Regions from separate parts of the Mus musculus genome. Here all the other regions are linked to region 4. A link is a loop called in an ENCODE intact Hi-C map of the cell type or tissue named here. Cell type or tissue: left cerebral cortex. All regions are shown on one strand. Region 1 overlaps Ptprt (protein tyrosine phosphatase, receptor type, T). Region 2 overlaps Ptprt (protein tyrosine phosphatase, receptor type, T). Region 3 overlaps Ptprt (protein tyrosine phosphatase, receptor type, T). Region 4 overlaps Ptprt (protein tyrosine phosphatase, receptor type, T). Region 5 has its middle 110 kb from the start of Chd6. Region 6 overlaps Ptprt (protein tyrosine phosphatase, receptor type, T). Region 7 has its middle 79 kb from the start of Gm35374.

The links. Peaks named below come from ENCODE experiments on the same cell type or tissue, not always from the same donor. Only the 100,000 strongest peaks of a DNase experiment are listed, where the experiment ranks them.
Region 1: a loop joins it to region 4, with 5 times the contacts of the local background. A loop is called at or near these places in 3 of 42 quality-filtered maps.
Region 2: a loop joins it to region 4, with 2.2 times the contacts of the local background. A loop is called at or near these places in 2 of 42 quality-filtered maps.
Region 3: it touches region 4 in a loop (2.8-fold over the local background); 6 of 42 quality-filtered maps call a loop at or near these places.
Region 5: a loop joins it to region 4, with 4 times the contacts of the local background. A loop is called at or near these places in 15 of 42 quality-filtered maps.
Region 6: it touches region 4 in a loop (3-fold over the local background); 11 of 42 quality-filtered maps call a loop at or near these places.
Region 7: it touches region 4 in a loop (2.9-fold over the local background); 10 of 42 quality-filtered maps call a loop at or near these places.

Annotation. Positions count from the first base shown.
Region 1 is chr2:162,527,434-162,531,433 of GRCm38, reverse strand. The region is part of intron 1 of Ptprt (protein tyrosine phosphatase, receptor type, T); the gene reads left to right. Among named protein-coding and RNA genes, the nearest start is that of Gm46774, 32 kb to the right of the region's middle. In left cerebral cortex, a CTCF peak has its summit at 2,310 (motif pointing left); DNase peaks (open chromatin) are centred at 2,321 and 3,209.
Region 2 is chr2:162,566,909-162,570,908 of GRCm38, reverse strand. The region is part of intron 1 of Ptprt (protein tyrosine phosphatase, receptor type, T); the gene reads left to right. Among named protein-coding and RNA genes, the nearest start is that of Gm46774, 71 kb to the right of the region's middle. In left cerebral cortex, no CTCF peak of the experiment used is centred here; a DNase peak (open chromatin) is centred at 2,145.
Region 3 is chr2:161,658,661-161,662,660 of GRCm38, reverse strand. The region is part of intron 15 of Ptprt (protein tyrosine phosphatase, receptor type, T); the gene reads left to right. Among named protein-coding and RNA genes, the nearest start is that of Gm35374, 270 kb to the right of the region's middle. In left cerebral cortex, a CTCF peak has its summit at 1,657 (motif pointing left); DNase peaks (open chromatin) are centred at 570 and 1,636.
Region 4 is chr2:162,657,100-162,661,099 of GRCm38, reverse strand. Ptprt (protein tyrosine phosphatase, receptor type, T) reads left to right here. Exons shown (of 31, transcript NM_001291150.1): 1 at 1-300. The coding sequence starts at 201. Among named protein-coding and RNA genes, the nearest start is that of Ptprt, 2.0 kb to the left of the region's middle. In left cerebral cortex, a CTCF peak has its summit at 1,893 (motif pointing right); DNase peaks (open chromatin) are centred at 705 and 1,901; H3K4me3 peaks cover 2,779 bases; H3K27ac peaks cover 1,802 bases.
Region 5 is chr2:161,212,944-161,216,943 of GRCm38, reverse strand. No RefSeq gene overlaps it. Among named protein-coding and RNA genes, the nearest start is that of Chd6, 110 kb to the right of the region's middle. In left cerebral cortex, a CTCF peak has its summit at 2,084 (motif pointing left); a DNase peak (open chromatin) is centred at 2,083.
Region 6 is chr2:162,292,530-162,296,529 of GRCm38, reverse strand. All of the region lies in intron 2 of Ptprt (protein tyrosine phosphatase, receptor type, T), which reads left to right. Among named protein-coding and RNA genes, the nearest start is that of Ptprtos, 96 kb to the left of the region's middle. In left cerebral cortex, a CTCF peak has its summit at 2,263 (motif pointing left); DNase peaks (open chromatin) are centred at 276 and 2,277.
Region 7 is chr2:161,467,886-161,471,885 of GRCm38, reverse strand. No RefSeq gene overlaps it. Among named protein-coding and RNA genes, the nearest start is that of Gm35374, 79 kb to the right of the region's middle. In left cerebral cortex, a CTCF peak has its summit at 1,676 (motif pointing left); DNase peaks (open chromatin) are centred at 876 and 1,664.

The sequences.
Region 1 (4,000 bases), 130 kb after region 4:
ATAGGAGTCTTCCTTCACCTGTAAAATTGTCTCTTGTATTAGTTAGGTTAGTGCCAGGGGCTGGAATGAATGGGTCTCTCAGATAGAAACTTTATACCTTGTTTAAACAGCAGAGTATGTGACCAGGCCTCATCTTTGAAAGGCTTTGCTTTATAAGGTGATTTGGAGACACGGGTCCAGATTTTTTTTTTCATTAGATATTTTCTTCATTTAGATTTCAAATGTTATCCCCTTTCCTGGTTTCCCCTCTGAAAACCCCCTATTCCCTCCCCATTTGCCCTGCTCACTGACCCACCCACTCCCTCTTCCTGGTCCTGGCATTCCCCTATCTGGGGCATAGAACCTTCATAGGAACAAGGGCCTCTCCTCCCATTGATGACCAACTAGGCCATCTTCTGCTACACATGCAGCTAGAGCCATGAGTCCACCATGTGTTTTCTTTGGTTGGTGGTTTAGTCCCAGGGAGCTCTGGGGTTACTGGTTAGTGACAGGAGCCTGATCTAGCTGTTTCCTGAGAGGCTCTGCCAGTGCCTGACAAATACAGAAGTGGATGCTCACAGCCAACCATTGGACAGAGCACAGGGTCCCCAATGAAGGAGCTAGAGAAAGTACCCAAGGAGCTGAAGGGGTTTGCAGTCCCATAAGTCCAGATCTTTTAGGTCTTTGAATCTTTATGCAGCATCACATGGGGAAGCGTGTGGATGGGGTGGGGGAGGTGCACTGGGTTTGCAGTTTACACAGATCATGTGTAGAAGGCCTTCCATCTCCTACTGCCATTCCAGTTTTATTGTTAGCACTCCTATGATATGGGGAAGGAAGGACACACTTCTTTGTGGGTGAACACACCCCTCTGATTGAGCCTCATACATCGGAAGGAGGAAACCACAGTACTTTGGTGGATGGCTATGTTGGGCTCCAATCTCTTCAAAAATCCCCATTTCAACTTAACAGCTTTGATGGCAGTTGTAATGGGTACCATCCGGGAAGTCACATTCTTGATCTGGACCTCCCTGTGACAGTGAGATTCACTGTTGCCCCTCGAAATGATCTCGGCTCATTTCCGTTTCCTCGCTTCCCCGTATTAGCGAACAAATTAGATTTCAGCACTGAACACCGTGCTAAGTTTCCTGACCTTGGACAAATGGAAAGTTCTTTCTGGGATCCTGGCTGAAGGTGGGTTCCATAAATCTGGGCTAGCCTGTTAATCCAACCCCACACTTACTCTTATCCGTTCATTTTGAACCTGGAGACTAATGAAAACACAAGCAGCCCCGAGACCACACAGCACAACCGCTGTCAGGGCCAGGAGGCGTTTGACAGTTTAGTCCTGAGAGCACTAAATTCAGCCCCTGATAAATAATTTACTTTGAGAACTGGGAAGCTAGCCTCACTGTCTTGCCTAGCTCGCTGCTTGAGGAATATAGACCATTCTGGTCATGCTAGAGAGGAGAGAAGAAGAAAATTTATCTTCCTCATTCCCTGGCTACCTATCTTTCATGTCTCTACAACCATTTCAAGAAAGCCATGGATTTCTGTTTGCTAGTGCAATGAATGCCTCATTTCCAGTTTGCTTGCCTCTTGCCTGGGCTGTAATCACTTGTAGCTCGGCCTGTCAGGGTCCCTGGGAAGACTTCATATGGGCTCACCGTGTGCTGATGGATGCTGAGTTTATATAGGGTAAAAGGGGAGGGGGAGATAGACTCAATGTCTTCTTACCACTTCCCCTGCTCCTTAATTGACAGGGCCTGGCGGAGGCCACGCCAGCCTTGTGAGTTTCCAAGTCAGGTTTCATTTCGGGTTGTACCTATCACTTCATTTTGTGTTTCGTAGGTTGCTTTTGTTTCTGCGGTTGCTTTTCTCCATGCCTGGGGGACAGAATAGCTCAGCTATACATTTAGTTCTCTGTTGTGGAGGTTTTTCAGGGGTCGGCACAACTCTGATGCTCATTAAGATTACCAAGCCTCATCATTTTTAATGTTAGGCCCAAGGTAATAGTTAATGAGGCTGAAAAGTATATTAATAAAATCGCTTGTAGTAATTAGCAAGAAATTATAATGGTAGGGTGATGGGCCGATTTTAGAAATCAGTTAGGAGTGATCAAGACCAAGCTCAGATGTCACTACTTATTATTTTTTGCTTTCAATCATCATGAACTACACCTTTGCATTTTTATCTCTGAAAATAAAGCCTTTGATTGAGCTCATGCATATTGCGATCAACTCAATCTCTTTTGTTCCCATCCAAGGAGCATAGAGACTTGGGACTAGATGGGGCCTCTCGAATAATTCACAAACTGTCATGCTGCCCCCTAGAGGCAAGTGGCTTCCTAGCTGAGAGAAGCTGGGTGAGCCCACAGAGTCACATAGGCTTCTGATGAGAGGAGACCCAGGAAGCAACATCAGTGGGGCTCACCAACTCAGAAGGGGGGGTGTAAAAGCAGGTGCCTGTAAGGTCACAGATTTGGGAGACGAAAGGCTGGGGATTGAAGGCTTTTGGAACATCCCCCAGTTTAATCTTTCTAATCACTCTTTTCTACCAGCCTCTGTTTTGTGTCACACGTGTGTTTGGATCTAAAGCTTTTAAGTTATCCCAGGCTAAAGCAGGACTTCCCGGACCTGCCTAGACCTTCAGCTGAAGCTTCTTGGAGTTTTTCTTGCCATTGCCCCTGTTAGTAACTCAGTATCCTTATTATTTAATTATTATTAATGTGTGTGCCCGTGAGTGCCAACACTAGGGTACTCCAGCACAGGCATACCCCAGTGCACAGGAGGAGATCAGGAGACCACTTGTGAGAGTCAGTTCTCTCTTCCACCCTGAATTCTGAGCACCAAACTCAGGTCATCAGGCTTGGTGGCAAACACGTTCATTCGTCCCCTAAGCCATCTCCCTGGCCCACCCATTTACTTTTGTTAATTCCTTTGTGCCTGCCCAGATTGGAGGAGTATCTGAAAAAAATATCTAAAGAAGATCAAAGCTTTAGATATTCAGACAGTATTGTTGTTGGTTCATCGAATAGTGATAGACTCATTGAAATCCACTTACTACGTTTTTCTCCTCTTTCCCATCCCTTTCTCCACCACATTTACTGAGAACTTGGGATATTCAAGACAGGCTTGCGTGCAAGTTCCTAAGGATATAGAAGTGAGAAGACGTAGTTCTTATCTTCCAGAAGCAGCCGCTACACTGCTTTACATGGGGATCTCCCACATAGCTTCAGCTGCCAACAAGACACAGCTGAATATCGGAGAGCGTCTCACTTGGGGATTGCCTCAATCAGATTGGACTGCAAGCACGTCTTTGGGCATTTTCTTGATTGCTACCTGATGTAGGAGGGCCTAATCCACTTCAAGCTGTACTATCCCCACACATGTGAGCCTAGGCTGCATAAGAGCTAGCTGAGCTGTTCAGAGAGCAAACCAATCAACAACCTCCTCTCTGTGGTTTCTACTTTAGTTTCTGCCTCCAGATTCCTGCCTCGAGTTCCTGCCCCGATATCCCTCTGTGGTAGACTGGAACCTAGCAGTGTAATATGAAATAAACTCTGTTTCTAGGTTGTTTTGGGCCATGATGTGTATGCAGTAACGGAAAAGCAGATCAGGATAGGGGTACGTAGAGATGCTGAATAAAGGGTGGAAGGTTTGAATTATGCGAAAGACCGAGAAAGGCAAGGGTAGGCGGTCCAGGCATTAGCAGGAGGCTTCTGAAGCTTGTGGGACCCAAGGAGCTTGCAAAGTTCTATGATACTGCATTGCTAAGCATCTTTAGTGGGGTGGGGATGGTGGGTTAGTCTGTCTGTGTGTGTTTATATGTGTGCGCAAGCACGATACAAGAGCGTTACTCTTATCTTGATAGTGGAGCACCTATCCAGGGTTTTAGACAGCTTGGCTCGATTTGTTTGTAGAAAAACCACTACAGTAGCTGGTGCTTTTCTAGAAAGAGCCCAGTGGCAAGGGCTGAAGGAGGAGGTTGCTGCCATGCTCCCTGCTGCCATGCTCCTGGT
Region 2 (4,000 bases), 90 kb after region 4:
ACTCCAACCCACACTCCTTCCACTGAAACACACAGCTCATCATTACTGACTTGCTATCATTTCGGGGTGTTGTGTCATTCAAAGATGCTGGTCCTGAAATGATTTCATGAACAACAAGATTCCACACAAGGCAGGGAGTCATTGTTCTTTTTCTCCGGACCCTGTCCCTCTACTCACGAAACAAAACCTTGTCACTATTATGATGGAGAAATGTCTAGATGTGTGAGTGACCAAGGAAAGGCAAGCAACTGCCACACTGCCTTCTTGCAGGACAGACATGGCACACATGGCTTGTGGCAATGCTGGGACCTTTTGCCTGGCTTTGTAAATCCTGTCTGTGTCTCCCTGTGTTGAGCACTGTGAGTGAGCTACACTGTAGGGCTGAGTATCCCTGAGTGGCAGCTTGAGTGGACATGATCAGTTTACATGTCAGACAGGTCACTGGGTTAGGCAAGGCTCCCCCAGCATGAGACTCTTGTGGGTTCTGTGAGTCACAGATGCAGTTCCTGGAGGTCTAATGTACTGTTTAACCAGCAGGCAGGGTGCAGACTTAAAACATGGGCTCCGGAGACAGTCTCTGGGCTCTGAGGACATTCTAGGATTATGTGTTTATGCTTACATGGATAGTTTGGTTTGGTTTGTCTTACAACTTAGAGTCAAATTCTAGTGTTATCCAGTCTGTCCTTTGTCCCTGTGAGGGAAAGCACCATCTGGTGTGTGAGATATGTCACCCCTTTTGTGACTTCTTTGAAGGTTCTTCTCTGTCTCATTTGGGGAAATGAGAGCTCAAAATAACCAAGTCATCTTTTTAAAGAGTGGGCTGATGACCGAGGGAGAGCTATTTACCGTATGCTTGTTATTCTGCAAACTGCTAAAAACAAAACAAAACAAAAACAAACAAACAAAAAACACTTGGTATACTCAAAGTGACCCTGTAGGTGTAGTTGCCTTCTTGTATATGTAGGGAAACTGAGGCAGAGGGTGAGGTAACACAGCCAACGGCGTTTAGCCACAGCCAGCGCTGTGGGACAGCTTGCTCTGTATCCTGTGCTTTTAGCCTCTTTACTGTGCTTCGTGTCTAAGGCTTTGAGTACACAGGTTCTTAAGTGCAGGCTAAAGACCTGGCGTAGATAACTATAAGTCTGTGGCAAGGTCACGCATTGCAATATGCCCTTGGGCCTCTTGGGACTGGTGTGGCTCACTCAGAGAGGTCGGCTGCTAGCCCTGGCCTTGCTGGAGTGATGGAGAGAATAAGCTCCCTCACCTGGAGCCTGCAGCCATGTGGCCTGTGGCATCTGTGGAAGCCTGGGTTCACTTTGCACAGCCGGGTACCATACTGCATTTGGGTGTCTGTGCTTATGGGCACCGACTGATTTTCTTGGAAGAAGAGACGTTGAGGGCTATCAGAACCACACAGAAGACATTTAGGGGTCACACAGAGGACCTGGTTTTGGTTGTAGGGGCCACACCCTCTTGCTCTTCCTCCTTAGGTGTCTCCTACACAATCAGTGTGGGGAAAGAATCTTCGTGTCCCTTCGGGGACTCAGAGTCTCAGAATCAGGATCACATTTGCTGTCAGAAAGGACCTGGCTGCCCGGGCTTGATTCCTTCACGAGCTGTATGACCTTGGCCGGTTACTCCATCTCTCTATGCCCTGATTTCTACAGTAAGCCAGAAGCCACAAGGAATTGCCACAGGACTTGAAGGAGCAAACAATGTCTGGCAGAGAACAAATACGTGTGTTAACTCTAATTAACAATTTGCCCATTACTTTCCTGCACCATCATCATTGTCTTAATTGTTACCATGGTTACCAGTTTGGTGGCACTTATAGGTCAGGTCCACATGGTGACTCAATTTGACTGAACTTGTGTTTTGAGTGAAGAAAGAGGCAGAAAAGGTTAGGTGACCAGCCAGAGGATGCATAGCCCCTAAGTGACAACATCTGGTGTCTATCTGGTCCAGTGGTGGTCTGACTTTCTGCTGCCTGCCCTTGCTGCTGTCCAAGGTACCACCTCCAGGCACCTAGTCTAAGCCATGTTCAACAAGTGGTTGCCCAGGCTCTTGTGCTGTTGAAACACACATTTACGATGGGAGGTGGCGCCCACCAGAAGCTTAAATAAACTGGTTTCTCCTGGCGTAGATTTACAGTTGCAGATGCCTCCCACGGCTCAGGGCTTTGACTTTTTAATTTAATCTTCCCCAGATTCACCAAGGGCCTTCATTCTGGCAGTTTCCTGCCTGTGTGCCAGGCTCCAGGGAGCTAGACCAACTCAAACCAGTGCATTTGTGTTGTCTGGAAGGGGAGCCTATGGCCTCTAGCCTCCTGCCTGCCTTCCTACAGAAGGGCTCTGATGAACTGGCCCACTCCTCAGTACCCTGGATGGCAGCCTCTCCAGCCAGCTCCTGAGATTGCCTGGCACATTTGGAAGGCCGTGTTGATATTCTGGGCAGGCCTGCCAGGCCTCTGCCATTATGTGTGGGCAAAGCTGTAAGTAGGAGCAGGGGAGAGGACGGCCCTGTGTCTCTCTGTGGAAAGTTCCTGAGAGGAAGGGACAACTCCTCCCAAGGATGACTCTAGGGTTTCCAGGATTGCAATGGAGCCCCCCTTCCATACTGTCTAACTGAGAAAGGACTTTGCAGACCTCGGTCAGGGCCGGAGCATAAAGCAGAGAAGGCAGGGGTGAGGATATAGCTCTGTCAGTGAAATGCTTGCTGTGTAAGCATGGGGACCTGAGGTTGATATCCAGAATCCAGATGGGAGAAGTGAACAAACCAAACTGAAATTGTGGTGTGTACTTGTGACTCTAGTACGGAGACCCTGTCTCAAAATGTTAGATGGAGAGTGACTGGGGAAGATATCCAGTGTGGTCATTTCTCCTTTAGACTATGCACTTAGACACACATGCATGCATTCTCACCCCAGCACACACACACACATAAACACACACACACACACACACACACACACACACACACACACACACACACCATGGCTTCCTTGTGGCAGGAGGAGCTTTGGATGGAGATTATCTGTAGAATCTGGTGGATTTGGAGCATGAGGGAGGGAGAGGAGGAAGGAGAAGGGAGGAAGCAACTGTGAGAACTTTAAGGTAGGGACTGGGAGCCGTAGAGCACACTGCCTCCTGTGCATCCATCCTCCTGTCTCCAATACTCAGCAGTGGCTCAGCTGCAGGAGACTGCAAGTCTGGTGTGGCTCACGATGGCCAATACCGAATTCTGTTCCCTACATGGCCACCAAGGCTAGTGAGTCAGTTAAGCACCATGCTCTCGTGGTCTCAGCAGTGAGAAAGAGAAGCAATCATAGTGATTTACCTCTCAGTGCTGGTGGGAGAAATTGCTAATGGCAGGCAGCAGGGTAAAAACACACAGTATCATTGGCCTGGAAACTGCTTGATCACAGGCCAGGGTACACATGGCCTGGGAAACTGGGCCCGGTTCTTGGTGTGAAGTGGGCCCGTCCTCCCAGAACACAAGCACACATGTGAGCAGTATCTCCAAGGTTTCCAAGGGGTCTGTAGGGCTCATATGGCTCCATCTCCAAAACAAAGGGTTTGAGTGGCTCTGGGACGTTACATGCCTTGAGTCCTCTGATCGTAGCCTCTGCTGTGTCAGAAGGCCAGATATGTGTGCTGTGTTTTCCTTGACTGCTATGTCGTGCATGGAGCTCCTGATTACTCCCCAACACTAGCTCAAGCATTTTCCTTTAGACATCTCCCTAATAATGTATTCTTCTATGCCAAGTGTGTGCTTCTTCCTGCCGGCCTCACAGTGGGTACCCTTGTCTGTAGTCAGTCGCCAGACAGTCATTTATTATGGACTTGGTATATGTAAGATGTAAGCTAGTTGCTGTAGGTGCAGCTTTGACCCAGATGGATAATCTACTTGCAGTGCCCGTGCTAAAAGGCAAATCTGACAGTGCTTTCCTAAACAGGTGAATACACTCAAGGGATAATTGGTAAAGTCCGTGTTGGAAAGA
Region 3 (4,000 bases), 1.0 Mb after region 4:
AGTGATGCTCTCTAAGCCTTGGAGAAGGCAAAATGGATCCCTCAGTTAGGGATGAACACTCAGTACTCAGCTGTTCCCTTCCCTTTGATCTGCTTTGATGCTCTATGAGTCTCTGCATTAACTGTTGCCACTTTCGACAGAAGCCTCTCTGATCAAGACTAGGAGAAGCACGGGTCTTTGTATGTAAGCGTAAGTATTTAGAGGGCACTTTGTTACCTTGTCCGTGCAGCAAACCAATAGCAGTGTGCTCGCCCTGTGGCCCCTGACCTCCTTCTCATGGGCTGGTGATCAGGTTTACAGTGCAAGGCAGGAGCTCCCTCCTCGCCCCAAACCTCAATGCCAACCGGACAGCTGCCAGCCAGCCTTCTATCAGTCATCACTATTGTACTGGTGGCCGCAAATTTCCTGGTAGGTTAGTATCGCAGCTCAGAGGGCTCACAGCTGGGGAAAACGATTGATAGCTTTTATCCTCCAGCAGGCAGCCGGCTTTTCCTTCTGGCATTATAGGAAAGCTAGCCAGCAGGAAGGAAACTTCAAGCTCACTTACAGCTTGATTTCTCAGTGTCCTGCCAAGTGTGTGGTTTCCTCAGCATAGGGTAGAGTCATCTAATTTGCATCTCTAATCCCATCCCTAGAGGAGAGGTAGGAGAATGTTGGAACGGGTGTCTGAGTTTAAAGGCAAGAAGCAGGAACTTGGTTCTGTGGCTCCTACCTGTGTGCTGTGTGCTTTGACTAAACACCCCCTGTGCAGGCTTAGTAAGAGGGAGTCTCTTCTATGAAATTGGAAACTAGTGTAGTCCTCTTTCTGTTATGAGGAGCAATCCTAGATAGAGAATCAGTCATGTGGCCTATCGCTGTACATTCTATCTGTAAAATGTATGAAGAAGGCTTACTTTTAATTAGTGTGTAGCCACCTTTATCCTTTCTCTGTCTCTCTGCCTCTGTGTGTGTGTGTGTGTGTGTGTGTGTGTGTGTGTGTGTCTCCCTCCCTACTTCCCTACTCTTTCTTCTTTGTATTCTATGAGGCGCTATAATACCTTCTTGCTTCAAGGTTCAAGTCTCTGAGAGTTACCAAGATATTCTGCCCAAAGATGCTACTGAAGGGTGGGTCAGAGTCAAGGCCCTCTGGGAAGGAACAAGTGCCTGCTCACTCACTGGGCAGACCCAGGAGAGTGTACATGGCTGGTCATTTCCAGAAAAAGTCTTTAAAATGGATCAGCCAAAATTTCCAGTAGTAATGTGGATGCTGCATACTTCTGTTCCAAGACAAGAAGAGATGGAGGAGGGGATGAGAGTGGTATAGGTCTCCCTCACTGCCTCTATGCCAAGAAAGTTTCCCAGTCTGTGTTTCAACTCTTCTAGCAGTGGGCATCCTCATCTCCCCAGCAGGAGCTGGAATGGACTCCTGTCTGTTTTGTTTTAGTCAGGATACCCTTCCTGTCTAGCAGCCACAGGTATAAAACCTCAAACCTCATGAACAAAGGGGGAAGAAAATTATTTGAGGAGAGGGATGAAGAAGTCTACAACAGGAGAGAGCCCTTTTTTTAGTTGGCTCAGATTACTATCTTGAAACATTCTCCAGCTCTAGGAACGTGGTGCAGAGGCGTCCATAGGCTTCTGTGTGCTCTTTTCTTCAGCTTTTGGTACCCCCTGCTGGTGAAATCCTGAGACCTAATTGACAAGAATCACAACACCAATAGAGAAATATTTGCAAGTTCAGAAAAGTCACACGTACTTGTACTTGAGTGTTAAAAGCCCCGAGGATCCAGACCTTAATTAATGAGAGGACCACCCCAGGAGTCATGACTATTTTATGATGTTGGGGTGTTTTGTTTTATTTTTAATGTTCTGTGACTTGGGATAGTCTGTGGGATCTAAAGTTAACAACAACAACAAACAGACAGACAGACAGACAGACAGATTTCTGTGAATATTCCACTAATTCTGCCAATATTGTAAGAATAAAATACTGAGTTATCTACCCAACATATTCCGAGGCACACACTGATGCCATGCACTGTTCCCCTTCTCTTTGCCTGTACTCGTCTGCTTTTGAAGTGGTTATAATTTGTACTTAGAGCAGGATAGCCATCTTTTCTACACTTCAAGTCACAGACTTGTTCAATGGAAATTTGTGCAACAAATTTATCGAGTGTGGGCTATGTGCCAGATCCTCAGCAAGCAACTGGAGTAGGCATGTGGAGTCCAAAGCCCTTCTCCCAAGAGGTACTTCCTAGTGGGTGAGAATTGAGTGACTAACACAGGAGGGATGCGGGCTTAGCTGATAGGGTGTCGATATGTTACCTGGTCACCAACTAGAGTTCAAACCAAGGTTTAACTCTCTCAGCACCAAACATTTCTTCTCTGCATTCTCCATCTCTGTGATTCTCTATGTCTGAACTTAATTATTTAATGCTTGCCTTTGCCATTTATCTCTGGATTTGTCGAGGGTCAAGGTGAAGAGGACAAGGCTTTCTTTACACTTAACAGAGCTTGATACATGTAGGTGCTCAAATATCTGTTCAAAGAATGAGTCAGCCGGAGAGGAGAAAATTACAGTTCTGTTAGTGGAGCAGCAAGAAGCCTCAGAGAAGGTCTGACATTGGAATGACTTTCAACTTGAAGGATGAAGAGAAATGCCCAGCGGAAAGGAATAAGAAAGCATCCAGGCCAAGTGTCCTGAGCAATGTGGGGTAGAGGGACATAATTCCTGTTTGCTAGGAGGCATGGATGGGTGGTGAAGCTGAAGCCCAGTCCACATTTTAAAGATGTTGGGTATTTTCAGATTTGAGTTTTCTCCAGAAGAGAAAAATAAATCAATAAGAGGGAAAAGATAAGTTAAATTCTTTGGTAATGACAAGAACTATCAATTTTTTCCTGTTACAGGTATTAGTTATAATTTTTAAATTTTGAATTTCAAAGGATAGAGATAGGTCTGTAGCTTTGAGTTTGTTTGTTTGTTTTTCTCTGTGCCTCTTCTGTTTCCACCTTTAAGGCTGTACTTATTGCCAAAACATTCATATAGGATGTCCATTACCAAAACACTCACACAGGACTCCTATCACCAGAACAAGCAGGAGGTTTCAGCCAGCCATGGGCTACATGCCCAGGACACTGTTATGGTTTGCAGGAGCGCCATCCCAACCCCAAAGGATTGTGGGTTAGACCGTGGACTGCAATGCTATGAGGTGCGGTCAGGCTTAGTGGAGGTCCTTAACTCAAAGGAGGGTATTTAAGACCACAGCCTATGCAAATATTGTGCTTCCTGGCTCTTGTCCTGAGAAGTTTGCTCTGCCCGCTATGAACATATAAAATCTTCAGCCCTTGCTAGAGGCAAAGAAGCAAGTGGGGTCACCCAGTCAATGACTAGTAAACCTTTTCTTTTAAGAAGTTTATTGTCTCTGGTATATTTTTATGTAAAGGTAGCTAATATAGATATCATATAGTGGATGTTTATAGCTTAGTTGTTAAATTTTTTAAAATACCTCCATGTTTGGAGAGGTTCGGCCTTTCCTTTCTTTTCTTTTCTTTTTCTATATAGGTATTTGGCTCAATCCAAATATTTCTATAAAATGTCATTTTTCTAAGAAGCAGTGAGACCTCTTTTGGATATTATTATTCCTTTGGAGGCTGATGATTTGTGTTGAAGACAACTCTCTCTTTATTATTCTACCCTGAATGGAATGAGATTGGCTGGAAGTTCTGCCCCGAAGGAAATATTAAAGCCTCTGATTCATTCTCATTTGTAGTTCTCAAGTTAATTCTCTTATCAGATTTCCTTTTATTTCCTGCTGGGGCAATGTGAGCGAGCTTAGATGGAGGCAAAATATCTGTTGTATATCCTTTCAAATTTATGATTATGAAGGTCACATATACATTTTTAAACACATGCTTTTTGATAATGGATGAAGAATAAAATTTTGAATGCCATCAGCTACAAAACTGTTCATTTGTCTTATGTTGCTCTTCTTCTTGGCTGTTGATTGACTGATGATGGTAG
Region 4 (4,000 bases):
CCCAGCCTCGCGCCTCAGTTCGCGCCGCGCCTGGGCTCGGAGCGCAGCGGCGCCGGCTCCCGCAGCCGGAGAGGAGCCAGCCCCGGGAGCCCAGCGGCGCGCACTGCCTGCAGCCGCGCTGGCGATGCGGGGCCGCCCCGCGCCCGCCCGAGTCCCGGCCCCGGCGCCCTCGGGAAGGGGCTGAGCCGCTTGCCGCCCGGATGGGGAGCCTTGGCGGGCTCGCCCTCTGCCTGCTCCGGCTCCTGCTCCTGGGGCTGCAGCGGCCGCCGTTGCCCGGCGCCGGAGCGCAGAGCGCCGCAGGTGAGTGCGCCCGCCGGGCTCCCCGGGCCCCTTCGCTCTCCCCAGCCCTGGGAGGAGAAAGTTGGGTCCCGTGGCCAGGGGATGCCGGGGCCCGGTGGGAGTCCCGTCCCAACCTCCGGACGCAGCTGCTGTGTCCAGGCGTGCCCAGTCCCGCTCCAGGTCCCCCCCTGGCCCCTCGTCGCCTTACTTTCCTGCCGCTTCCCCCCCACCCCCGGGCGGGAGTAACTTTGCGCGGCTGTTGCGAATATTTCCACTTGCTGCCTCCCACTTGTCGGAACCTGTCACTCGAGTGTTTCGGGGTGGAGGGAGGAGGCGCCGCTTCTCGCCCGGCGCGGAGCACTGTCACCCGGGCAGCTTCCTGGGCTGCGCGCTCTTGGAGTGGGGAGCACAGGTCCCTAGCAGGCCCAGGCTGCCAGGGCGGTGGCTTTTCCTTTCTCCTGGGAGACACTGAAGATCATCCAGTGTTGTTCTAAACACGCCGCTCCCCTTAGCGAGCCCTTAGCAGCTGGGACTTCCCATGGGAGTGTTCTTGTGAATGACCCACTCGGCTAAACCCTCACCTCACCTCGTGGCTCTGTCCAGAGTAATGGGTACCCTGCTAAGGCCCTTTAAGTGCAGTGGCTTTGATCAGTGAGCTAGTGGGCTTCTGAAAACTTCGGGACACTCGTCTTTCGGCTTGCCCATGGGCAGGTAGCTAGTTCCCCAGAGTGTGTCTAGTGTCTTCTTAGTGGCGACTGAGCTGAAGAGACCACTACCGAGGGTCTCTCTCATCACTAAAACCCCACTGGTAGGGCTTCCTTCCGTGAGTCCCTTAAAGAGGGAAGGAGAGGTGGGGAGGGATACCTCCAAGTTCAAAATCACCTCGAAGTTTCTTAGCACCTTTGGTTTAGGAGTGACCACACTGAGCTGCTGTCGCTGGTCGGGGTCGGGGGCGGGGGGCACGTTGAGGCATGTCAGCGGAACTTAGGAAAGGGTTCTTTTTGGATTGCTAAGCAACAGCTGTGCTCACATAAGAAATCAGGGGAGGAAGAAAGGGAAAGAAAGGCAGTGAGCCTGATGGAAGTCTCTAAACAGGCTGCTTTTGAGAGGAAGAACCGCCGGAGTGACATTCCGTTAGAAATGTCTTAGGTTTTCTTCCCTGACTTGATGTTAAAATGGAAACTGGACACAGGATGTATGGGAAGGAACAGCTTGTTTTCGTGCCAGCGAAGTTGAGCAAGGAGGCCACTCTTTTTGAGGTGTCTGAAGCTGAAAGGCTGGGACAAGAGGGGGAGAAAAGAGACGGCCGCAACATCATTCTGAAGATGCTTCAAGGCTCTTGTTTCCCTCGCTTTGGGGTCTGCGTTAGGTGTGCTGTGTCAGGAAGCTGGCAGGAGGGTGCTTGAGGCAGTCCTGGGGACCCGGGTATGACTTATGATTCTAATCTTTACTGTCTTCTAAGGCTTGGCGGGACATTCATACGTTAATAGTACTCACGTTCCCGCAGCAGAAACCGGATCAAACACGTCCCACAGACCTTTTTTGGGTAGCAGCTGTAAACCCAGAACCTGCTCCAGAAAGCTGTCCAGGGCTGAAACGCACGCCGGTTCCGCATGTTACCGCAAGGTGGCGCTCGCTCACAGCTGTTAAATGCAAATCGAGCCGCTTTCATCTCAGGGATAGAACTTCGGTTCAATTTTTAAATGAGTAATGTGTTTATTCAGCAGCCTTTTGTTAAAACATTTAGAGAAGTGTGAGGAGGAAGCACCTTTTCTTTGTTTGCTGCTCGGAACACACCGGGAAGAAAAGCAATCCTGGAGTACAGTTTGGGAAGAAATCGACTGCGAAGGCGCCATATGTTTCCTTTGGTTCTACCTGGGCCCATAGCTTTTGCAAAGCTACAATAGCATATATTTAGCAAGCGGCTGCGTTGTTCCCGGCTCCTTAAAGGAGTAGGATTAGCTTGTCTTGGTGACTTGGTGCGTTCTAAGCTCCGCTCATTTATAGAAATGGGCATCTTTTTTTTTTCTATACCTAGCTCATTATCGCTCTACTTTAATGCTAACTAGATCGTTTAAACTGGATTCTTCCGGGGCTTTCCTTATGAACATCTGTAATTGTCGACGCGTTAATCCTGCAACTGTTGACTTGTTAAAACGGACTTCTCTTCTTATTTTATTCCTCATTGTGGTATTGTCAGAATCCAAATTTGTTATAAGTATGATTATAGTTTGGGTCTCTTTTGAAAAAGCTTATTTTAAACTTTCTGCAAGTCTGAGTAAATAATGCATTTTAAAACTCAGTAGTGTGTTCTCCATATTCCTTTGATCTGAAGATTCCCCGGTCTCGGAAGCAATTTCAATTTGTGAGCTTACATCTAGGACATTGAGGGCTGATGGGCTTTGCTGTGACTGTTGGTCACAGTGTCCAAAAGTCGGAGTCAGAAGCTGTCATCAAAGGCAATTTCCCCCTACCTTACTCTACCCTGTGTTTCATGAGCCACTACATTTTTTTTTTTTTTGGCGAGGGATTATAGTAAAAGAAAAAAAGTGCTTTGATAATAGTTGGTAAACAGAACACATGATTTGGGAATGAGGGAAGGCTATGGCTACGTAATTAGATACGGGATAATTAGTCTATTTATCAGTGGGTTTCAGTATTACAAGTTAAAGCCAAATCTTGACAGGGACCGACTCTGGGTGGCAGTTGTAAGCAATGTAGTCATTTAACTCAATAATTGCTGCCAGATACCTCTGGGGAGCTGTTCCCACTACAGTTGCATTTTACTTTCTGTCCTGGATTGCTTGATTTGTTTCCTAATAACAGAACAATTAATGTGGAGACCTGGCTTTGATTCTGTTCCAGCAACAACAACAAACATGAAATAAATAGAGACCTCCGTCTTGGGTTACAGTCTGTACCTTTCTCTTCTGTTTCAGTTCCTTCTTGTTTATCCTAAGCACATTTCCACAGGCTTCAGGCTGCCAGCAGAGATGGCTTCTCTTGTAGTGTTATAACTGTCACCTTACAGAGCCATGATCAGAGGATATTACAGCATCGTTCTCTTAAGCACGGGATACTCCCATGACTCTCTGACTGCGTGTTGCTGTGGAAACAAGAGCATTGCTATGTAGGCAGTGGTCCTTGATAAATATTTATCGATGGTGATGAAGAGATGGTGGAGCCTCACAGTAACCAGGATGGGGAAGGAGTATCGTGTTTGGGAGGCAGCGTGGCTTGGAGAAAAGCACTGGAGCTCAATGTTCTTGGTTTGAATCTCACCTCTGCCTTTGGTACTGGCTGTGCCACATTGGACAGGCTGTTTATCTTCTCCAACCTCAAGCTCTTATCTGCAAAGTGAGGATAATTAGAGCTGCCTCACTGAATTTTGTGAGGACTAAAGCAGAAGATGCATGGGGGGGGGGTACTCTGTCCAGAGTGGGAGCCAACTGTTACTCTCCTTGGCATGGCTCTGTGCTCCTGCGTGTATCCGAGCTGGGGCCGTGGTGCTCCTGCCAAGCTAAGTGAAGCACTAAGCAGGAGACGGCTGGACTTTCATGATGCTTTTTAGTTTTCCATCCTTTATTCATTTTTTGGGGGGGGGGAGTGGGTCTTGATTCCCTGATACTATTTTTAGAAAGAAATTTCAAATGAAAAGTCCCAGCAAGTGACAGTAGTCAGTTTAGTTGTCCCAGAATTTGTGGAAAGAATGTTTTAACTG
Region 5 (4,000 bases), 1.4 Mb after region 4:
AATCCCTAGAATGCACCTGATGTCAGGGACATGGAAATACAGAGAACACCGATGCTCAGAGCTCACCTGCCATACAGAAAGAGCAGCTCAAGAAATCAGGAGACTGATCCTAGGACCAGAGCACTCAGCTTCTCCTGGCTCTGTCACTGGTCCAAGCGGCTAGCAGCCTGAGACCCAGTATTCCACAGCCCAGCTAGGATGAAACTGACAGACCAGGAATGGATCTATTGGAGATGTAGGTCCTGAAAACCCTCACCTCCTGTCAAGGCCTTCAACCCTGATTTAAATAATAATAGAACTCAGTTGAAAGGAAAGGTGAATGAATTGAGGAGGTTGTAAGGGAAAAATACAAAGAAACAAAGTACCTAGTTTAATAAACATGTTTATTATCTGACAGGTCTATACAGGTATACAATGTATCTTGATCACATGCACTGCCCTGTGCCCCTCCCGCTACTGTACAGGAATTATAGGCACTGCGTGACCAGAATTACATCCACAAAGCAGCTAGGGATGACGACCCAAACTGATGGAGCCATTAAATCCCTCAGTGATTCCCTGCTGTCATCAGAGTAAAATCTATTTCATCTTAGGTTGCTGAGAGACCAGAGTCCTACTCACACCCACACCGTTTTGCCCAGCCACACCCATACTGTTTGGCCTCTCCATTTTGGTACTCGCCCTGGATTCTGCAGCCCTGAACCTCTCCCTCCTGCCACTATTCTGTGCAGGATTTGTTGTTGTTGTTGTTGTTGAATGCATTATCGACATCGGGCTATGCTCTCATGCTCAGGTTCATACCTGACACTTTGTATGCATGATCTCTCCTGATCCTCTCAACAAACGTGAGGCAGGGATAATTATACCTATCTTACAATAAAAGGAGCTGAGGCTGAGAGGTACAGCCGCGCCTGTCCGAGGTGAACACTGCTAAGCCATGTCTTCCTTCCCACACTGAGCCTCCCACCAGTCAGCCTCAAAGCCGGCCAGCACAGGACAAACAAGGACTGCCAGGAGTGCCAAGGGCAGCACAGACCTCAGAAACACTGAGGAGGAGAAAGACAAAGAGGCCAGGTCTCTCAGGGATGTAAGAGAGAACTGGCCCAAGGTGATCCGCTCATCCCTATCTGCCCAGGTTTGTTGGATTGTAGCGCTGAAAATCTCCCATCTTGGGAAGCCATCACTCCTCGTTTTAAAAGTAGTATTCTGCCTTCCAGGGTTATCTCCATTCTCAGGGCCAGTCAAGCAAGGTTGGTTCGTCACCCAGACTCAGGTCAGCTTGTTTTGTCCGCCAGAGGATGTGATCAGAGGCAGACAGGGTTGTTGGGGATTTTTCCAGAAGCCGCATGAACGTTACAGTTCAAATAATCAAACTGTGAGACTCCATTCAAGCATAAAGACACCAAAGGGGGAGCTGAAAAGAAAGGAGTCCCTACCACGAGCAAGATTCCAGGTCAGGAGCCAGACACACACACACAAATTCAGATAGGTAGCTATCAGGTTTGCTGTATTTTCCAGCTCCTACCATACTGCCTGGAGCCCTGAAATGGACAGATGGATTCATGCATGCATGCAGTCACGCATGCCCGGGCCATCATGTCTAAATACTAGCTTCTCTGCAGCTTTCGGGCAGAGCCTCACACAAACAAGTCTAATTTCAATGTTGCAACTGCTGGGGGACCAGCTGGATACCTGGAAGAAGACCTAGGAAGAAGGATGGGGAAACCTCGTAAGTCTGGCTTCTGCCAGAAAGAACAATCAAGAGTTTGATGCAAAAGGACTCCTGGTGCTGGTGTTTTGCGGCAGTTTGTCCCTGTGGCAGTTTGACCAGCCAGCCATTTTCCTTCCCTTAAGCTTGATGTCCCAGACTCTGACAAACATGACCAAGAGAGCAAGGCTTATACGGAGCCCGTTTCAAACGGCCTCATTGTGAGGAGCTCTCCAGCAGCCAAAGTTGAAGATTACTTAAGAAATATGTTCACTGGGTAATCACTTCAAACTTGTAGAGAACTTCTGACTAACTGTTCCAGCCACTGCTGGCAGTTTCTCTGTAGTCGGGACTGGGAAGCAGCAGCAGCGCCATCTTGTGGCGCTTTTGAGAACACCACGGGTCTACGTCTGTCCCTTCAGCTGTCTGATGTGTACCCGTGCTTTCTGAAAATTCACAATTTTATCTTAATAAGGATATCTTGTCGGGCTGCTTTGCAATCTGGTCCACTCACTTCTCAACCTTTATAAAAATAGAAAAAAAAGTAAAAATCAATGCCCCAATTCAGAGTGGTTGCAACACTGTGTAACCTTGATATTTTCAAGAAAACTCGATTCAGACAGGCCTGGTGGCACACACCTATAATCCCAGAACTTGAAAAACTAAGGCAGGGAGATTGCTATTAATTTGACACCATCCAGGACTAACTTTTCTGTCTCAAAAATACTACTATTAAACAGAAAACAAAAATTCTACTTCCCGCAGGGCATGGTGGCACACACCTTTAACCCCAGCACTTGGGAGGCAGAAGCAGGCGAATTTCTGAGTTCGAGGCCAGTCTGGTCTACAGAATGAGCTCCAGAACAGCCAGGGCTACATAGAGAAACCCTGTCTCAAAAAAATAAAATAAAATACAATCTACTTCCCTGAGAAATACACATTGCTCTACCTGGCATATGCGCTGGTTCAGATCCAAACTATAGAAAGGTCACAGTTCACAAGCCATCCACTGTCTGCCCACGGAGACACGGTGTTGCCTGTTTGCCTCTATTGACTACCACCTTAGTTTTGAGATGTGATCTCTCACTGAGCCTGGAAGTCGATTGTTCAACAAGACTGGCCACCTAGCAAGCCCCTGGAGACCTCTTGTGTCATCCCCTCTACATGTGTACTTCACCACGCATGGACCCACACTTGGATTTTTTTATTAGGTATTTTCTTCATTTACATTTCCAATGCTATCCCAAAAGTCCCCCATACCCCTCCCCACTCCCCTACCCACCCACTCCCACTTCTTGGCCCTGGCGTTCCCCTGTACTGGGGCATATAAAGTTTGCACGACTAATGGGCCTCTCTTTCTACTGATGGCCAACTAGGCCATCTTCTGATACATATGCAGCTAGAGACATGAGCTCTGGGGTACTGGTTAGTTCATATTGTTTTTCCACCTATAGGGTTGCAGACCCCTTTAGCTCCTTGGGTACTTTCTCTAGCTCCTCCATTGGGGGCCCTGTGATCCATCCAATAGCTGACTGTGAGCATCCACTTCTGTGTTTGCTAGGCCCCGGCATAGTCTCACAAGAGACAGCTATATCTGGGTCCTTTCAGCAAACTCTTGCTAGTGTATACAATGGTGTCAGCGTTTGGAGGCTGATTATAGGATGGATCCCCGGATATGGCAGTCTCTAGATGGTCCATCCTTTTGTCTCAGCTCCAAACTTTGTCTCAGTAACTCCTTCCATGGGTGTTTTGTTCCCAATTCTAAGAAGGGGCAAAGTGTCCACACTTTGGTCTTTACAGGTGTGCTGGGGATCTGCTCAGGTCCCCATGTTTATACAGCGGGCGCTTTACCAGCTGAACTCTTTCCTCGGACTCCAAGATGGCTTTTCTCTTTTTTTTTTAAACTAACAAGAGCATTCATTCACTTAATAAATATTAATGGAGTGCCCACTATATCCCAGGCCCTGTAGGTGGTGGATATACAGGAAAAGAAAAACAAACATGAGAACTATCTGTTATGGCACTTATAGTCCAAGCGAAGAGATGTTATAAACCAAGAGATTATTGAAATGCTAATGCCAAAGAGAAAGTGCCAGTACAGACATAGATATAACGGGTCAAGGAGCGTGATGTGCTACAATGGGTCAAAGAAGGCTATTAAAATACTCAACTAAAAACTATGCCTGAATTCTCTCCCAAGAAACCCAAAGAACATGGATACCCAAGACACTGTAGTGATGGGCCTGATAGGAGCTGATTGCGGGAACCATAGAGTTTGCCTTGACCTTCTCT
Region 6 (4,000 bases), 360 kb after region 4:
CTGGAAGAATTGTCCCCCGTTCTATGACTAATTGGAGTAGTCACTTAGTCACTCGTTCTGTCAAACGAACTGTACATGGGGCTTCAGTTCTTCTCTGCCCCTTGAGTAGAGGACAGAAGCTCGTCTAAAATGGGACAGACATTCTTTTCTAGGAAACAATCCCTCCAGAGAATCTCAAACTTTTATACTTTTCTCAAACTCTTTCCTGTTGCTTGAGGCAAAAACCTCACAATTCCAAGGCACAAATTAGCAGGGTAATTGTGGCAGTCTGCTGCTTCTTGGAAGGTGTAGTTTTCACAAGTAGAGTGCTAGAGGTGGGCTGGTAGGAATGTTTATGAGTGTGGGGGTTTTATGTATGCCATCTGTTCTTGGTGTCAGAACCAGAGGGTAGGAGTAAGAGAGGATCTAACTATCCCCCTTTTGCAATCTCATCATAGTTAATAATAATAATAATAATGGTGAGTTCTTATGAAGAACTCAGCATCTGCCCAGAACTGTTCTAAGTCAGGGGTCAGCAAGCTGTGGTTCATGCTCTGTTTTGCCAGCTTTAATTTTGCAGAGCCTTAGAGAAGCACACCTGTGAAGGTTAGTCTGCATTGCCACTTTCCCTGCATTTTAAATCACCTGGGAGACACATCTCTGGACACCAGTAAAAGGTGTAGCTAAGGAGAGAAGACCTACCCTAAAATAAGTGGTACCATCCCATGGTCTGTGATCCTAGGTTGAATAAAACAGGGAAAGCCAACTGAATGCCAGCATTAATCTCTTTAATTTCAGATGATGAGCACAGTTATGACCAGACATCACATGCTCATGCCTGCATTATGAACTGTATCCCATCAAACTGTAAGCAGAAGTAAAAACCTTTGTGCATCAAGTTGTCTTTTGTCGAGTATTTAGTTACAGCAATGAGGAGTGTAACGAATACAGCAGCTCATCTATTTATTTATCTGTTGTCTGTCATGGCTGTCAGATTTCACTGCTGCTACAGAGGAGCTCTGACAAGGACTTTATGTCCTGCAAAACCTGAAATCCTGACCCTTGAACCTTTTGTGTGAGGTGTTTGTCAACTTTTTCTATGAGTTGTTTCATATATTAATTCTATAATCCTTATGATATGGTCATTGTATTATCATGACTTTAAAGACTGGGAACAAAGAGAAAGATGGAAATGTTTGAGGATGTGGCAGAGAAAGGACTCGACTGCCTAAATCTGACTCCAGAGCCTGAATCTTAACCACTGTGCTATGTTCACAGTTACCCATGAGGTAAGAGAATCTATGGTGCACCATGAACTAGGGTGTGAGATGCATGTGTCTATCTGCTTTCTAGGAGAACATCCAAAAAGAAAATCTGGGAGACAGATTGTGAGCTTGCTCTCCTTATCTCTTACAAGTACAAGAGTCACTGATCTTTGTTGTTTAGGAAAGGTCGAGGGAGCTGGGGAAATGGCTCAGTCTCTAAAGTGCTTCCCACACAGGCATGAAAACTTTCAGTTCCCTAAACACATGTGCAAAAGCTGAGTGTGGAGGCACACACTTATAATTGTTGTGCTGGGGAGACAGAGATAGGCAGCTTCAGCATCCAGCTATCCTAGCCTAATTGGCAAACCTATGATCAGTTAGCAACCTGTCAAAAACTTGATGGATGACACCTGTAGAAGAACAAAACTGGAGGTAAACCTGTGGTCTCTACATCTATGTGTGCACACACATACCCCTCTGTCTCTGTCTCTGTCTCTGTCTTTCTCTTTCTGTCTCTCTCTAACCCTTCTGTCTCCTTGTCTGTCTCTTTCTTTCTCTCTCCCATCTCAAAGAATGTGCTAAGATTTAAAAAATGTATTCACAGCCATATGATTTATTTTATAAAAGTGATGCCAAGTCACAAATGCACAGGCACAGATAATGCACCATTCACAGATCCTGCCTGGGGAAATAATGACTGTGTGGTACTTCAGAGCACTGAAAGATGAGCTAAAAATCAAGAACTAAAAATGGGCAAATCATAGGATAAAAAGGCTGGTGAGTCTCCCTGGGGGTTGTCTACAGGGACCCCATTCAACTTACTCCAAAGATCCCGAGGAGAATTGTCATCTCCGCAAAGTGACTCTGATTAAGTGTCTTGGCTGTTTTGTTCATAGCTGTATTACCAGGGCCTACAAAACTGCCTGGTATATCTAAGGAGCATGGTCTACATTTGCCATAGAAAATACCTTGTCACCAGTGAGCTGACAGCCCAATGGAAGGGAGAAGATGCCTGCTTCCCCCCAGTGGCACATGGGTATAACTTCAGTGCAAAGGAGACCTCCATAAACTGTTACTCCTCATTAAGCTTCTTCTTCTGGACAAGTTTACTAACTGCAATCACAAGCCCAATTAAATGCCAGGAGTCTGGAGAAAGCACCTACCTGTGCCAGAAAGCAAGACTAGAAGGATGCACCTAAAGAGAGTGTGTGATTGCCTTCTTTTTTTTTAACCCCACCTAACTGATTTTTTTCTTGTATTCCTTAGGTATAACTTCATAATTAAAACAATTTCCCATGCCTCCTCTGAATCTAATGTTAATTCATCTCCACAGAAGCCATGAGGACTTCCAGATACATTTTTGGTGGAATGAGCACAGTAGTTCATTAAGGGTTGAATTTTCCTTCCCCGAGTTCCATATGTTGAAATCTGAACTCCCAGTAGGCCATGTGAGCTTGTTGGGAAATAGTGATTGTATATGTAACTCATTAAGATTAGACTGTATTGATAAAGGATAGACACTGACTGACTTTTACATATAGAAAGGAAAGGAAAATTTGGGCACACAGGGGAAAATGCCAGGTGCATCTGAATGTATGGACCAGGTCATGTGTTTATAAAGCAAGAACACCAAAGATCTTTGAAAGTGTTAGGAATCAGAAATGGGGCTGTGTTAGAATAGATCCCCTGCCAGAGTCCTGGAAAAGAAATAGCCCCAAAGATATGTAGATCTCAGGCTTCCAGCCTTCAGACTCTGAGACAATCAGTTTCTGTTTACTTCCCCTCAGAAGCTTTATTGTGGATTCATAGAAAGGAATCCAGAACCCTTCACTCAGTTCAGTTCAGTGTGATAGTTGCCTCATCAATCTCATTTCTTCATCCTTCTCTATTCTGTCTTTCCATTTAGGATCTGGTACTGCCATGGAGCCTGGATGGAGCCACTGGCTCATTCAAATATCTTTAGTAATTTGAAGCATACAGTTCATTGGGGCTGCCTAGAATGCAGCAGACATCAGCAAGGGTAAGAGTAGCTGGAAACATTAGCTGAAGTGAAGACCTTGAAGAACAATAGAGGGTATAGGGATTTAACTGTAAGCACTCCAGTTGACAAAAGTAGAGTAATGGTGATGGCCTCGAGGACCAAGGAACTGTCTGTATCTGTGAGTTGTCCCTTCTCCCCTCTATTCTTCTGATACATGACATAGCCATAGTGCCTTCTCATTGAGAAGGGCCTGACTAGACCATAGGTTAGTGATTTAGTAGTCCTGGAAGAGTCCTTTGAAGAGTGGTTTCTGAACGAAAAAAAAAAAAGATATAAAAGGAAGAGAAAGGAACATGATGGTCATGAATGTTAGCACCAAATGAAAGAAAGAAAGAAAAAATGAAGGAAGAAAGAAAGGAGGGAGGAAGGAAAGAGAAAGAAAGAAAGAAAGAAAGAAAGAAAGAAAGAAAGGAAGAAAGAAAGAGAGACAGAAAGAGAGAGAGAGAGAGAAAGAAAGAGGGAGGGAGGGAAGAAAGAAAGAAAAAAGAAAGAATGAGGAAGAAAGATAGGAAGAAAGAAAGAAAGAAAGGAAGGAAGGAGAGAAAGGGAGGAAAGAAAAGAAGAAAGGAGAGAAAGGGGGAAAGAAAAGAAGAAAGGATAGAAAGGGAGGAAAGAAAAGAAGAAAGAAAGGAGAGAAAGGGAGGAAGGAAAGAAATGAAGAAAGAAATGGAGAGAGAGAAAGAAAGAAAGGAAGGAAGGAAGGAAGAAATAGAGA
Region 7 (4,000 bases), 1.2 Mb after region 4:
ACATGTCTTCCTTCAGCATTTGAAATTCAGGTCTCTCTCCACCTGGTTTCTCTCATTTCCCACGAACATTTTCACCTCCCCTTTCTGAATCAACCAACCCCCCCCCAAAAAAAACCCTATTCACAACCCTCCAAATCACTTCCTTTATGACTTCCTTTTGTGCTTGCATTGACCTCAATAAGAAGAGTTATCTCAAGGCTGGAAAAATGATTCTGTGGTCAAGAGCACTGGCTGTTCTTCCAGAGAACCTGTATTTGATTGCCTGCTCACAACTATCTGTAAGTCCAGTTTCAGGGAATCCATTATCATCTTCTGGCCTCCCTGGGCACCAGGCATGCACACATATAGGCAAAACACCCATACATAAGATAAAAATAAATAAATCTTAAAATGAACAGGCATGTGCCTCTTCTCTGTCCATCTGAGCTTCTCTCTCTCTCTCTCTCTCTCTCTTTCTCTCTCTCTCTCTCTCTCTCTCTCCACCCTGTCAAAAATCTCCCTTTAAATACAACTTCTCTGGGAACAACTGATTGAATGTGTTCTCTAGCTCTTTGGATTTTTGGAAAAGCCATAAGCACTAAATTCAGAAAAAAAAATGGGTCTGCCCCATCATAACAATACCCACTTGTCTAATGTTAACTAAATCGTTACATTTGAACCTGTTTCTTCAACTATAAAACATATGATGCCAAGTCGATAAGATGGCTCAGTGGAGAGAGCCAACCACTCCACCACAAGTTGACCTCTGACCTTCACACACGCATATGACACATACACACAATAAATAGTCATCCTCCCTGAGTTGGATCCTGGCGATGTCATCTCAGTCACTGGGATTCTCTCAGTCTCCATCTGCTGAGTATAATCTGACAGCTGTCCCTATAGAGCTGCGAAGACTGAAGCAAGGAGAAATACATATAAACCACTTCACAGATTGCCTACAGATCATAATTCCTCAACAAATGTTAATTTTTCTTCTTATTTTTTACCTGCCTTGCTAGGTGGGTGCTACAATAATTAAAACAAAAGACCTTGGGCTAGCAATGTGTTGAAGCTGGCTCTTCTTTGCTTATAGTGCTCCATTTATTCAGTGTTAGCAACTTCGCAAACAGACTGATTGCTTGTTAGGAGCTTGAAATCAGCTATGATATAAATGTTTCACTACAGAAACCAGCAAATGAAGGGGCTGGAGAGAGGGCTCAATGGTTCAGAAAGGTGAATGCTCTTCTAGAGGATCCAAAATCAGTACCAGGAACCTATACCAGAGGAGTCACAACCAGTAGCTCCAGCTCCAGGAGTCCTAATGTCTTTCTCTAGCCTCTGTCAGGGAACGGAATGCTGGGATGTTATTCTTTTTATTTATTCCCCCTCCCCCAAGTACATTGTTACACCATGACCAGCACATAGCCATATCTGTTTCCTGAACACAGTAAATACTCTGTGTATGTGTGTGTGTGTGTGTGTGTGTGTGTGTGTGTGTGTGTGTGTGTGTAGTGGGAAGGCACACATTCTGCTGTTTGAATTATCTTCAAACTATTTTCTCTGGTCCCAATCTCCTACAGTAATTCCTGTCGTAATTCATTCCTCCACCAATTCCCTACCTATACTAAAGCAGTCCCATGCTCATTCTCACCTTACTAATGAAAGGGCACCATCTAGTGTCCAAAATAGCAATCCCTAATCTCAGTAAGGGAGTCTCCACCACTACAGGGGGCAGTACAAAATACCATCTGAACACTAAGCCTTGCCCTCCACTTGACTTTACAAATAAAGTTTCATTGTCATGACGCATATTTAATCATCTGAAAAAATGCTCTAGAACTCTTTTTACACTGTTGCATCAGACTGGAGAAGTTGTCATAGAAATTGTAGGATCTGGAATGCCTAAGTTTTCTATGTTTTTACCTTTACTATGTTATCCCAACCTACAGTACCCTTTTTGGAGACTGTCTTTACATTTGGCCTACCTGTGTGCTCAGATCTCAGCATCTGCAGATTTTTGGCTCCATCAGAATTGATGTTCCACAGTTACACAGAAGCTCCAATCCCAAATCCCCATCATAAGCAGTACTATGGGGAAGGGATGTCATTTCAACACAAAACCGTAGAGTTGTCCCTAAGGTAAAGAGCTTACCTAGCCACAGGAAGAAAAATGCTCTCAGAGAGTCTGCTGTCCCCTGGCTGTGTTATTTGGGGCTAGGCAATTAGTGCTCCCGAAGCACGGCTGCTTCATCTGTTAGGTGGGTCTTAACAGCATCGTTTGCCTCCCTGGGTTGTTGTGGAAACAAATGAGACCATTTATTAGCTAGCCTTTCAAGAGCTACAAAAACAAGTTCAGTAATGTTAGCTTTTATTACCTATATTGCCAAGGGTGGGGTATATGACTCTTCATATTAATTACCTAAGGCTCTGAGAGCACATGAGTTCTTACTCTGAATGTGCTTCCGATGCAGCTCCAACATCCCAGTTCTGCTCCTGAATTCTACATGTGTCCTTCCAATATGAATGTTTCCCAGTATATACCCGAGGATTAAGTGTGGTAAGAGGCATATGTATGCAAGAATGAAATGTGGGACACCCTGGAATAGGCTATCTTTGGTGGCATGGTAGATTAGGAGCTGAGGCCAGGGAAGAAGATCCTAGCTGTTAATAGGGATGGAGGCTTTCTCTATACCATGACAGGTAAAGTATTCCTGGTGAATTCCCCTAGCAGGAAATGAAGAAGCAAAGTTTATATCCATAATGGTGGGAACATGTCCCTTGGGGACGTGGCTTGCTTTTCTGAAGATCAAGTCTAGATATTGCTAGCATAGTCTCTAGGTCCTCGTCTCCTTCAGTCTAGAAGAATGCTCCCCAGTATAGGGCAGATTTTTTTTCTCCTTTCTGTCAATCACCATTTGCATCTTCCAAATCCCTAGTCTTTGCTCCTCCCATTCCTTGCGCGTGCGCACGCGCACACAAACACACACACACACACAATGTATTGAAGGGATATTGGTGTTCACTGTATCACATGCCTTTAAATAGTTCACCCACATTCCCTCACTACCTCTCCCCAACTCCCATGTGTGTAAACCAGATGATTTCTGACTGTAGATAATTTGTGAGTCATCCTGCTGGGCCTTGTGGACACATAACAAGTGTTGATATTCACTCTGTCTGACAGTGACTGGTGGCAACTGGTTGATAAATGCATTTGTTCTTTGATCTCTGTGCGAATAATTCTAAACAGTATTGTACACTCTCTTGCATGGGTCTTTTAGATGAGCAAGCCCCTACTTCCCACAGCAGGAACCTGTTCAATGGCACCTTGGCTTCCTTTCAGCTCCCTTTTTCAGCAGGACTTACGCAGATGGCCACCCAAATAAGTTACTAGCACTCACTCATCTCGTGACATGTATCCTGGATGTCCAGTGTCCAGCTAGGCTACTTGCTGTACACCAAACTCTCCTGTGAGAAACTCACAATGCAGAGAAGGAAATCAAGGTCCATATGGTAGCCTCTATCATCCAGAGTTCACTGACTTCTGGCCAGTCTCGTCCTTCCAACTCCCATGATTCCCCACTCCCTCTCTATTCTTGAGCCACTTGAGAACTTTTGCTGTTCCTGGACTGTGCCAAGCTCTTTCTGACCCTTGGTCATTGTCTCTTGTTCTCTGCTTAAAAGACCCTTTTCCCATCATTTAGCCCAGGCAAACTCTCAACCTTCATGTTTTTAGCCTAAATGTCACATCTTCAAAGAAGCCACTCCTAATCACCTCACCTGAGGTAGTCCCCCTTCATCCCCATTATTCCATCTGAATATTTCCTTCATTTGCTGATTTAATCGCCTTCATAACAATTCATAATTATGGGCTCCACTGTTTGTTTACTTCTTTAATGACTATCTTCTTTCCTAATGTGGGCAGAGACACAGTCTGCTTGATTTACTTTTGAATCCCAATGCTAAACAGTGTACGTGGCAGATAATAGGCATGTAATGAATATTTGTTACATCAGTG